Linked DNA regions of Homo sapiens: region 2 is linked to region 1. Evidence: chromatin contacts called from ENCODE Hi-C data. All regions are on one chromosome and are shown on one strand. The core of a region is the stretch at or near the end of the contact, and the rest is flanking DNA. Distances in the headings are between cores, read along the strand shown. Region 1 has its middle 180 kb from the start of LINC00670. Region 2 overlaps MYOCD (myocardin).

The links. Hi-C counts contacts between places; a loop is a spot of excess contacts on that map. Pooled maps may share reads with other maps.
Region 2: a loop to region 1 is called in a map of cardiac septum, with 2.4 times the contacts of the local background. The contact joins two enhancer-like sites. A Hi-C loop is called at or near these places in 2 of 168 maps with a recorded cell type or tissue (aorta and cardiac septum) and 3 of 50 pooled maps.

What each region holds. Positions count from the first base shown.
Region 1 is chr17:12,364,303-12,368,641 of GRCh38, forward strand. No RefSeq gene overlaps it. Among named protein-coding and RNA genes, the nearest start is that of LINC00670, 180 kb to the right of the region's middle. Within about 2 kb of position 1,674, at least 4 of the 41 ENCODE cell types and tissues checked have a DNase peak (open chromatin) inside an H3K27ac peak, as active enhancers do.
Region 2 is chr17:12,729,929-12,734,246 of GRCh38, forward strand. All of the region lies in intron 5 of MYOCD (myocardin), which reads left to right. Among named protein-coding and RNA genes, the nearest start is that of MYOCD-AS1, 26 kb to the left of the region's middle. Within about 2 kb of position 1,408, at least 13 of the 41 ENCODE cell types and tissues checked have a DNase peak (open chromatin) inside an H3K27ac peak, as active enhancers do.

The DNA.
Region 1 (4,339 bases), core at 424-2,923:
AGAGAGATGGGGGAAATGCCATACACTTCTAAATCATAAGGTCTTGTGAAAACTCACTATCAGGGAAACAGCAAGGGGGAAATCCACCCCCATGATCCAGTCACCTCCCACCAGATCCCTCCCCCAACATTGTGAATTACAATTCAACATGAGATTTGGGTGGGGACACAGAGCCAAACCATCTCTCTTATCTATCATTCCCAAAATAAATAATAAAAATGCAGGGCAAATTGCTGAGAACAGAGAAAGCAAAAGGTGGCCTTGAACAGAAGAAACATGATATATATCAGTTAGCTACTGCTATGTAACAAATCACTCCAACAGCCAGTGGCTTAAAACAACAAACATTAATTCTTATTCACATATCTGTGTGTTTGTTGGGAGTTGACTAATCTAAGCTATATCCAGACTGGCCCATCTGGGCTGCAGGTTACAGTTAGGTCTGTTTTATATATGTTCACTCTGGGACCTAGGTAGAAAGGACAGCAGCTACTCAGAGGAGGAAAGTTCTTTTCATAGCAATGGCAGAAGTGCAGGAGCTCAAATATCACCACCTAAACATATTTCAAACTTTGCCATGTCATATTTGCTAGAATCTCATTGGCCAATGCAAGTTGCTTGGCCAAGCCCAAATACAAGAAGTGGAAGAGTCTAATCCATCCCAGTTTCCAGGGACTTCCCTGGTTTTTAGCACTGAAAGCCACATCCTGAGAAATCTCTCAGTCCTGGGAAAACCAGGATAGTTGGTCATCCTAGGGGAAGCATACTCTGCCTTTAGTTGAAAGAATTGCAAAGTTATATAGTCAAGACCATGGTTGCAGAAAGGCATACGGGATTGGGATTAATAATTCAATCTACTGCAGGATGGGCACTATGAGTCTAGAGCTACGAATTCTGTATCTGTGTGTTGGAAATAGCTTCAGATCCTACGTGGGTTTGTGGTCTATCTACCTAACATTTGCACACCACTTTATATATCCAAAGTGTGCTGGCACTCTCATGTGATTCTATAAGCCTGTGAGATGGGCGCAAGGGGCATTTTAGACAATCTCAGTTGACAGTGGAGGACACTGTGTGTCCAGGGCTTGCATGTCTTGGCCAAGTTGGAGCAAGACTGCTGAGAGCCTTGGTTAGTAAAGGGTGAAGAGAAACCTCAAGTCGAGTTCTTTTGATGCTCAGCCTCCATTCTTTACCTTCTTTCTAATAAGTCATTCTTTTTGATAAAAATTTGGGGTCAATGCCTGATAGGTTAAGTTGAAAAGCCATGTGTTGCCCTTTCAAAGCCTTGAATTCTAGCCCTGTTTGTAACTAAGGTCACTCGCTTTCCGCACAGTTCAGCAGCAGAGAAGGGAGGCACACATTACTGCTCAGTATGGGATACGAAGTGCCTTCCCCAAAGTAGCTGACAATGAGAATGTCTGCCCTTTATATCTGAGGACTCTTGAGAGCAGCCTGTGAGAAAGGTGGTTTATGAAGGGCTCTGAGAGTAGAAAGGAGATTAGAGTTTACTTACTGATGGCAGAAGCAATAGGAAAAGTCTATGGCAACTGAATGACCCCAGGAACATGGTCCACGCTGCCTTTGCCTTTTCTACCCAGGGCTTAGTGGCCTAAAGAGGTTCTGTATCTGTGAAAGGCAGTGCCCTTGTCCCCTTGGCAGGCTCTGAGGCTTACTCGAACTTGTCTGGCACCAAGGGACTGAGAGATTGCAGAGCTGGTACCCTGTGCGCATCCAGCCTCTGACTCAACATTTCAAGGAAGTCAAATGCAGCAGTGGGTGGTTATTTATAAGGACTGATGTAAGTTGCTCCTTACAAATCATTTATTACTATTTAACTGAAAGTGATGAGCTCATGCCTGAAAAAAAAAAAAAAGGCCTTCACGAAATGATGGACCTTTGGGGAGTGCTTCTCCTGGAGCCAGTTTGTTCTACATGGAGGAGGGAGGGAGGAAAGGAGAGGAGTAAGCCTCATATTCCCCTTCCAACAAATCTACCACAATCTTATAAAATAGGGGGTTTCAGCTGCATTTTCCAGTAAGCTTGGTGACTTCATTTACATGGCAAAGATTTATGAAAGAAGTTCACTACCATAGATGTCTATGACATTGAGTCTCTTGACCTCGCAAGAATTCTCCCTCTGGTTGAGATTGTTTTCTAAGTCTGAAACTCTGGGTTTTAAAGGCATGGTCCTATTTAAGGAGGAACCATGTCTATGAAGTTTGAGTATAATGTGAAATGAGTTTCATGTGGCCAGAGCTCAAATACTCATGATTCCTCGCAAATATCTGAGACCCAGAAATAATTTTGACATCGTTTAAATCAAGAAAATGACCTGTCTGTTTCTGTTTTCCTGACTGAACTCCCCAACTAACATGTTTATAGATTAACAAAAAATCAAACTCTGAGATGTTTCATATGGCACCTTTCTTGAAGTTTCCTGAAACACACACACACACACACACACACACACATGCACACACTATTATTGCTCAGAAAAAAAAGGCAACATAGTTTTTCATTTTTAAAAGTCAGGAAATAAAAATCATAGAAGTTTTTTTTCTTTCTTTCTTTTCCTTTTTTTCTTTCTTTCTTTCTTTCTTTCTTTTTTTTTTTTTTTTTTTTGTTAGATATGAAGCCTCTGTCTGTCACCCAGGCTGGAGTGCAGTGGCGTGATCACCGCTCACTGCTGCCTCAACATTCCTGTACTCAAACCATCCTCCCACTTCGGTCTCCCCAGTAGCTGGGACCACAGGCACGTGCCACCGTGCCCAGTTGATTTTTGAAAATGTTTTCTAGAGATGAGGTCTCGCTATGTTGCCTGGGCTGGTCTCAAACTCCTGGGCTCAAGCGATCCTTCTGCCTTGGCTTCCCAAAGTGCTGGGATTACAGTCGTGAACCACCACTCCCAGCCGATAAGCAGTTTTTCAAGCGAAGCGTTTTAACTAGAGAATCGAGAACTAAAAAAATTGTAACAGGTAGTTCGTGCTATATTTAATTCAATACTGTGAACGATTTAGAAGACTAGATCATCAAGACAACATTGACAACTGTGGAAAAGAATGGTGTGCAGTGGAGGGCAGACTTATGGAAAAGCAGGAAAATAAAAGAGATGAAAAGATTCACTGTCCCTGGATCCTACCTAATTCATCTCAAGGTCTACTCTACGCAAGGATCTGTTAAAAATCTGTCCCCGTAAGCATCTGGGTTCTTTGAAATTCTCACAGGCCAGCCTCGCTTCTGACCACATAGAAACTGGGGACATGTTGGTCAAAGGGTGCAGACTTTCAACTACAAGATAGATAAGTGCTCTGGATCTAATGTACGCATGGTGACTATGGTTAATAATTCTGTATTGCTTCTTTGAAATTTGATAACAGAACAGATTTTAAGTGTCCCTGGTGAGCACCCCCACAAATGGTAACTATGTGTGGTGATGGATGTGTTCGTCAATTTGATTGTGGCAATCAATATACAATGTATACATTTATCAAATCATCACCTTGAATATTTACCATTTTATCTGTCAATCAAATATTTTAAAATAAAACTCTGTAAAATATACACATATATCACATACCATACAATCGACTAATTTAAAACACGTATAGTGTGCAATTCAATGTTTTTTAGTATATTTCCAGAATTATACAACCATCACCACAGTTTTGGAACATTTTCATTACTCCCAGAATCAAACTTATTTGATGTCTTTTAAAAAATAGTCTTTTTTTTTTAATTGGCTCTGGAGTCTTTTACAACTTGTTCCTCAAATTATTTTTGGAATAGCTTTCCTACTGATAATATATTAATAGAAAAATCTAAATTTAAATTGAAAAAATGACCTGCTTCTAAAATGGAAAAAACTTATCACCCTTTTCCCCCTTCTCCACACCCCTTGATTACATGTTTCTTAGGTAAAATTTGTTCTGTGAAATGCTGCATATCTGTAACAAACAACCTCTGGAGTTTTTTCTGTTGTCCCATTTGCATTTCCATTTGCAAAAAATCCTTTTTATTGCATGGAATGGTTTATTCAAAGCTTCTGGCATTTTTGGTATTCATCTCACATTTTACAAAGCGATTACAACAGCTCTAAAGTTTCTTATATTAATGAGTTTTAACACAACCATTCTTTTTTTTTTTTTTTTTTGAGGCAGAGTCTCGCTCTGTTGCCCAGGCTGGAGTACAGTGGCATGATCTTGGTTCACTGCAACTTCCACCTCCTGGGTTCAAGCAATTCTCGTGCCTCAGCCTCCCTGAGTAGGTGGGATTTACAGGTGTGTGCCAACATACCTGGATACTTTTTATTTTTTATTTATTTATTTTAGTAGAGACAGGT
Region 2 (4,318 bases), core at 158-2,657, 370 kb after region 1:
TGTATCAAAAGACATGAAGATCATCCTGGGCAGCATAGTGACACCTCATCTTTACAAAAAAATTTAAAATTAGCCAGGCATACTGGTGCATGCCTGTAGTCCTAGTTACTCGGGAGGCTGAGGCAGGAGGATCACTTGAACCCAGGAGTTTGAGGCTGCAGTAAGCTATGATCAAACCACTGCACACCAGCCTGGGTGACAGAGTGAGACCCTATCTCTCAAAAAAAGGAAAAAAAAGGCCAGGCGTGGTGGCTCATGCCTGCAATCCCAGCACTTTGGGAGGCTGAGCGGTGGTGGATCACCTGGGATCAGAAGTTCGAGACCAACCTGACCAACGTGGAGAAACCCCATCTCTACTAAAAATACAAAATTAGCTGGGCATGGTGACAGGCATCTGTAATCCCAGCTACTTGGGAGGCTGAGGCAGGAGAATCGCTTGAACCTGGGAGGTGGAAGTTGCAGTGAGCCAAGATCGCGTCACTGCACTCCAGCTTGGGCGATGAGCGAAACTCCATCTCAAAAAAAAAAAAAAAAAGACATAAGGCAAATTTCTAAAGTGCCAGGGATCTGAGTAAAAAAAATTAGTCATTCCAACATCTACCTATTATGCCATTTCCATAATAAAAGCATCTGATCGCTTTCCAGAGCAGTGAGTTCTGACTTTGGTTAGATAGTCCAATCAGTCTGTAGACTATGACATGCTAAATCTATGCAAATGTCTTTAGGCAACAGCTACACTGAAACTATAGCTACCTTTCTGTGTACGACTTTCTCCCTTAGGACACAAATTTTGCTTCAGTCTCTTCCAGGATGTCAGGAGGTAGTCTGTCCATGATTTAAAATAGCTTCTATTGCAGTGGACCGGGCCAGCTCACAGGTTGATAAGGAAGGAGGCGCATTTTCATATTCTACTTCATGGTTTCCTGCCCTTGGTGTGGGTCTTCACAGAAAGGTAACTAGGATTCCAATTATCTTGCTTTAATCTTGGCATTTTAAATGTTTATGCAAAGAAAGTACAGCTGACTCATTCATCTGATCACTTCCAAGAGGGAGAGGAGAGGCTCCGAGTCACCAGCCCAAGATCCCCAAGGGGCCAGTGCCCAGAGCCAGTCCTGCGAGCATAGCCAGAGGATGATGTCAGGGCTTCCCAAAGCAGGTCCTTGTCATCACAGCCCCGACGCGTCTGCAGGGACAATAGCCAGCACACCGCTCTCCATCAGCTCCCAGCCAGCCTCATGCTGGGGAAGATTGGAGCGGAGGCCCAGGGTCACACCACGGAGCCAGGAGACTTGGTCATTCCAGAGGCAGTCAGATAAGGTGACCTTTGTCCCTCTCTGCATGGGCTTGGCTTGAACCAGGAAGGAGAGGGAGTGGCATGCCAGCCTTTCCACCCACACTCCTCCTACTCTGAGGAAGGGCCGCCTTTGCTTTCCCAGAAGGAACCTCTCAGGACCAACCAGTTTTTCTGGTTCTGGAGTTGTGCTGACCTTTGCAAAGCTGACCAGAGGATAAACTGCCTCCCGGGTGGTCTGTTTATTTTTGATGATGTTAAACTTGAGACAAACAGATGCTCCTACCAAAAACAATAGCAACAATAGCAACAATAACAGCAAGAAATTATTAATCACTTACACGTCAGGAACTGGGCCCAGTGCTTTCCATATGTTATTACCTAATCCTCGAAACCCTGAAAGCTAGCTATTATGATGATGATTCCCATTTTATAGATGGGGAAACTGAGGCTCAGAGAGGTCAAATAACTTGCCAACTGTCACGCTATCCCTGAACTGGTAGAACCAAAAAGCAAACTCAAATGCGTCTGACTCCAGAACCCAGGGCCTTGTGGGCCACACCGAACACCACAGGAGGTGTTCATGCCAAAAGGAAGCCACTGCTATGTACTTACAGGAGCCCCTCCACTGTTAAGGTTTTTCCCATCAACAGCGACGAGCTAAGTCTATAGCTGTGTCTGGGCTCCCTGCCCTTTCCCTCATCTTCTGCCCTGGCAGTGGCAAATCTAAACCAGTCACTTGTAGCCCTGAAAGAGTGGTGATTGACAGGGGCCCCCATGGTGAGATCTTGTGGCCTGGACAGCGACCAGTGGTCCTCAGTGCAGCTGTCAGTATGTTCTAACTTGGCACATTGTGCTTTTTAGATACCGGAGAGGAGTCATATTTGGGGCCTTGGCACTCATCCTGGTTGTTTACGCAGGTGTAAACCCGTACGCGGGATGTAGTTCCATGCACTCATGGTTTCCTCATTTCATTGACTTAAGCAAGGGAGACTCCTACAAGCAATGTCTCTCCAGGGGTTGGCTCCTAAAATAGCCCTCTCCCCTGGCTGAAAGCACTTCTTTGTCATCCTCCCCAACCCAAGCATGCTAATGGCCACTCTATCATTTCTCGTCCACACGCCCCATCCTTTCATTGTCAGACGCGCCCCTCTCCCTTTCTGCTGTCCTGTCCACCGCTGACAGTCACTTCAGGCTCCATTCAATCCCACCTCCTCCGGGAGGCTTCTTGGACAACTTCGCATCGCTGTCTCCTCTCTGTAACCACCACCAGCACTCACCAGGCAGTCTGGCCCGTGACAGATTCTCTGATTGTGTCCCATCCAGATACAAGGATCTCCTTTCTCATGGTTTTCTGTCTCTTCTCTTAGCCATATCTTATCTGATCACACCTCAGCTTGTCTCTGCTCCTCTTAAAATGGGAAGGCTGGAGTTAAACGCAACAATTTAGGAATGCTCCGTCCAGCCCTGGGGAAAGGGGGATTGATTACCTACACCTTTATTCCAGATACTCAACTTCTAGACTTTTCGACATCATTCTTGTGCTTCGACCTGGGGTCACCAAATGCCAGGTGTCAGAGTGGAAAGGGCTGATTCACTGGTAGTAACTTCAGGGCTGCAACAATCTTTCCACCCCTTTACTGAGGCAAGTCCGAATTAAATTCATCGGGACTCTCCCTTCCCAGAATCTCCTGCCTTCTTTGTTCCTCAAAAGCAAGATGTCACAGTCAGTCCCTCAGATCTCAAAAATTCAGCTATTTTGTGGAATTCTGGAGACAGCCTTAGCATATGACCTATGTATACGAAGTAGGCTGGGCGCGGTGGCTCACGCCTATAATCCCAGCACTTTGGGAGGCTACAGCAGGTGGATCACGAGGTCAGGAGATCGAAACCATCCTGGCTAACACAGTGAAACCCTGTCTCTACTAAAAATACAAAAAATTAGCCAGATGTGGTGGCAGGTGCCTGTAGGACCAGCTACTTGGGAGGTTGAGACAGGAGAATTACTTGAACCCGGGAGGTGGAGGTTGCAGTGAGTCGAGATTGTGCCACTGCACTCCAGCCTGGGCAACAGAGCAAGACTCCATCTCAAAAAAAAAAAAACAACCAAATAGTAGAGATGTTGGTCATTTTCTGTGTTACCCCTGCCCTACCTATCCCCCAATCAACCAAGCAGGTTGATGATGTACCATAAACCATACAATGGCTTCACCTGCTGACTTCCAGGAAAGATGACTAATTCTGCCACCCCCTCTACCAGGTGAGTCTGAGATTCCAACGGCTGATACTGTGGTCCTAGTTCAGTCTCAAAATAACTGGGTAGACCTGACCTTACAATGTGTTCATTTATTAAAAAGAAATGAGAAGGCTGGGTGCAGTGGCTCACGCCTGTAATCCCAGCACTTTGGGAGGCCGAGGTGTGTGGATCACCTGAGGTCAGGAGTTCAAGACCAGCCTGGCTAACATGGTGAAACCCTGTCTCCACAAAAATACAAAAATTAGCTGGGCATGGTGGCGCATGCCTGTAGTCCCAGCTACTTGGGAGGCTGAGGCCAGAGAATCACTTAAACCTCGGAGGGGGAGTTTCAGTGAGTTGAGATCATGTCACTGCACTCCAGCCTGGGTGACAGAGCAAGACTCCGTCTCAAAAAAAAGAAAAAAGAAAAAAAGAAAGAAATGAGAAAATGTGCCCCCTTCCTGAACTATTATGAAGTCTAACAAAGTTAGCTGTTTTTGCTATTGCTGCCACTGCTAGGTAAACTACTCAGCCACCTGCTATTTTTATTATTTGCTCTCTCTCTACTTGAAACAATGAAATTAGGGTTTTGGGGTCATAAGAGGAGAAACCACCCTCTCTCCCCTTCTCTTAACATTTCCACCCATGTTAGAATATGTAGATTTTGCAATTTGGTTAATTTCCTCTAATTTGTACACATCTGGGAGGTGATACCCTGTGTGGAGAGAGGAGGAGTCTTTGTCATGAGAAGTATCAGATCAGAGAAGGTCCACATGCATTTAGACTGAAGG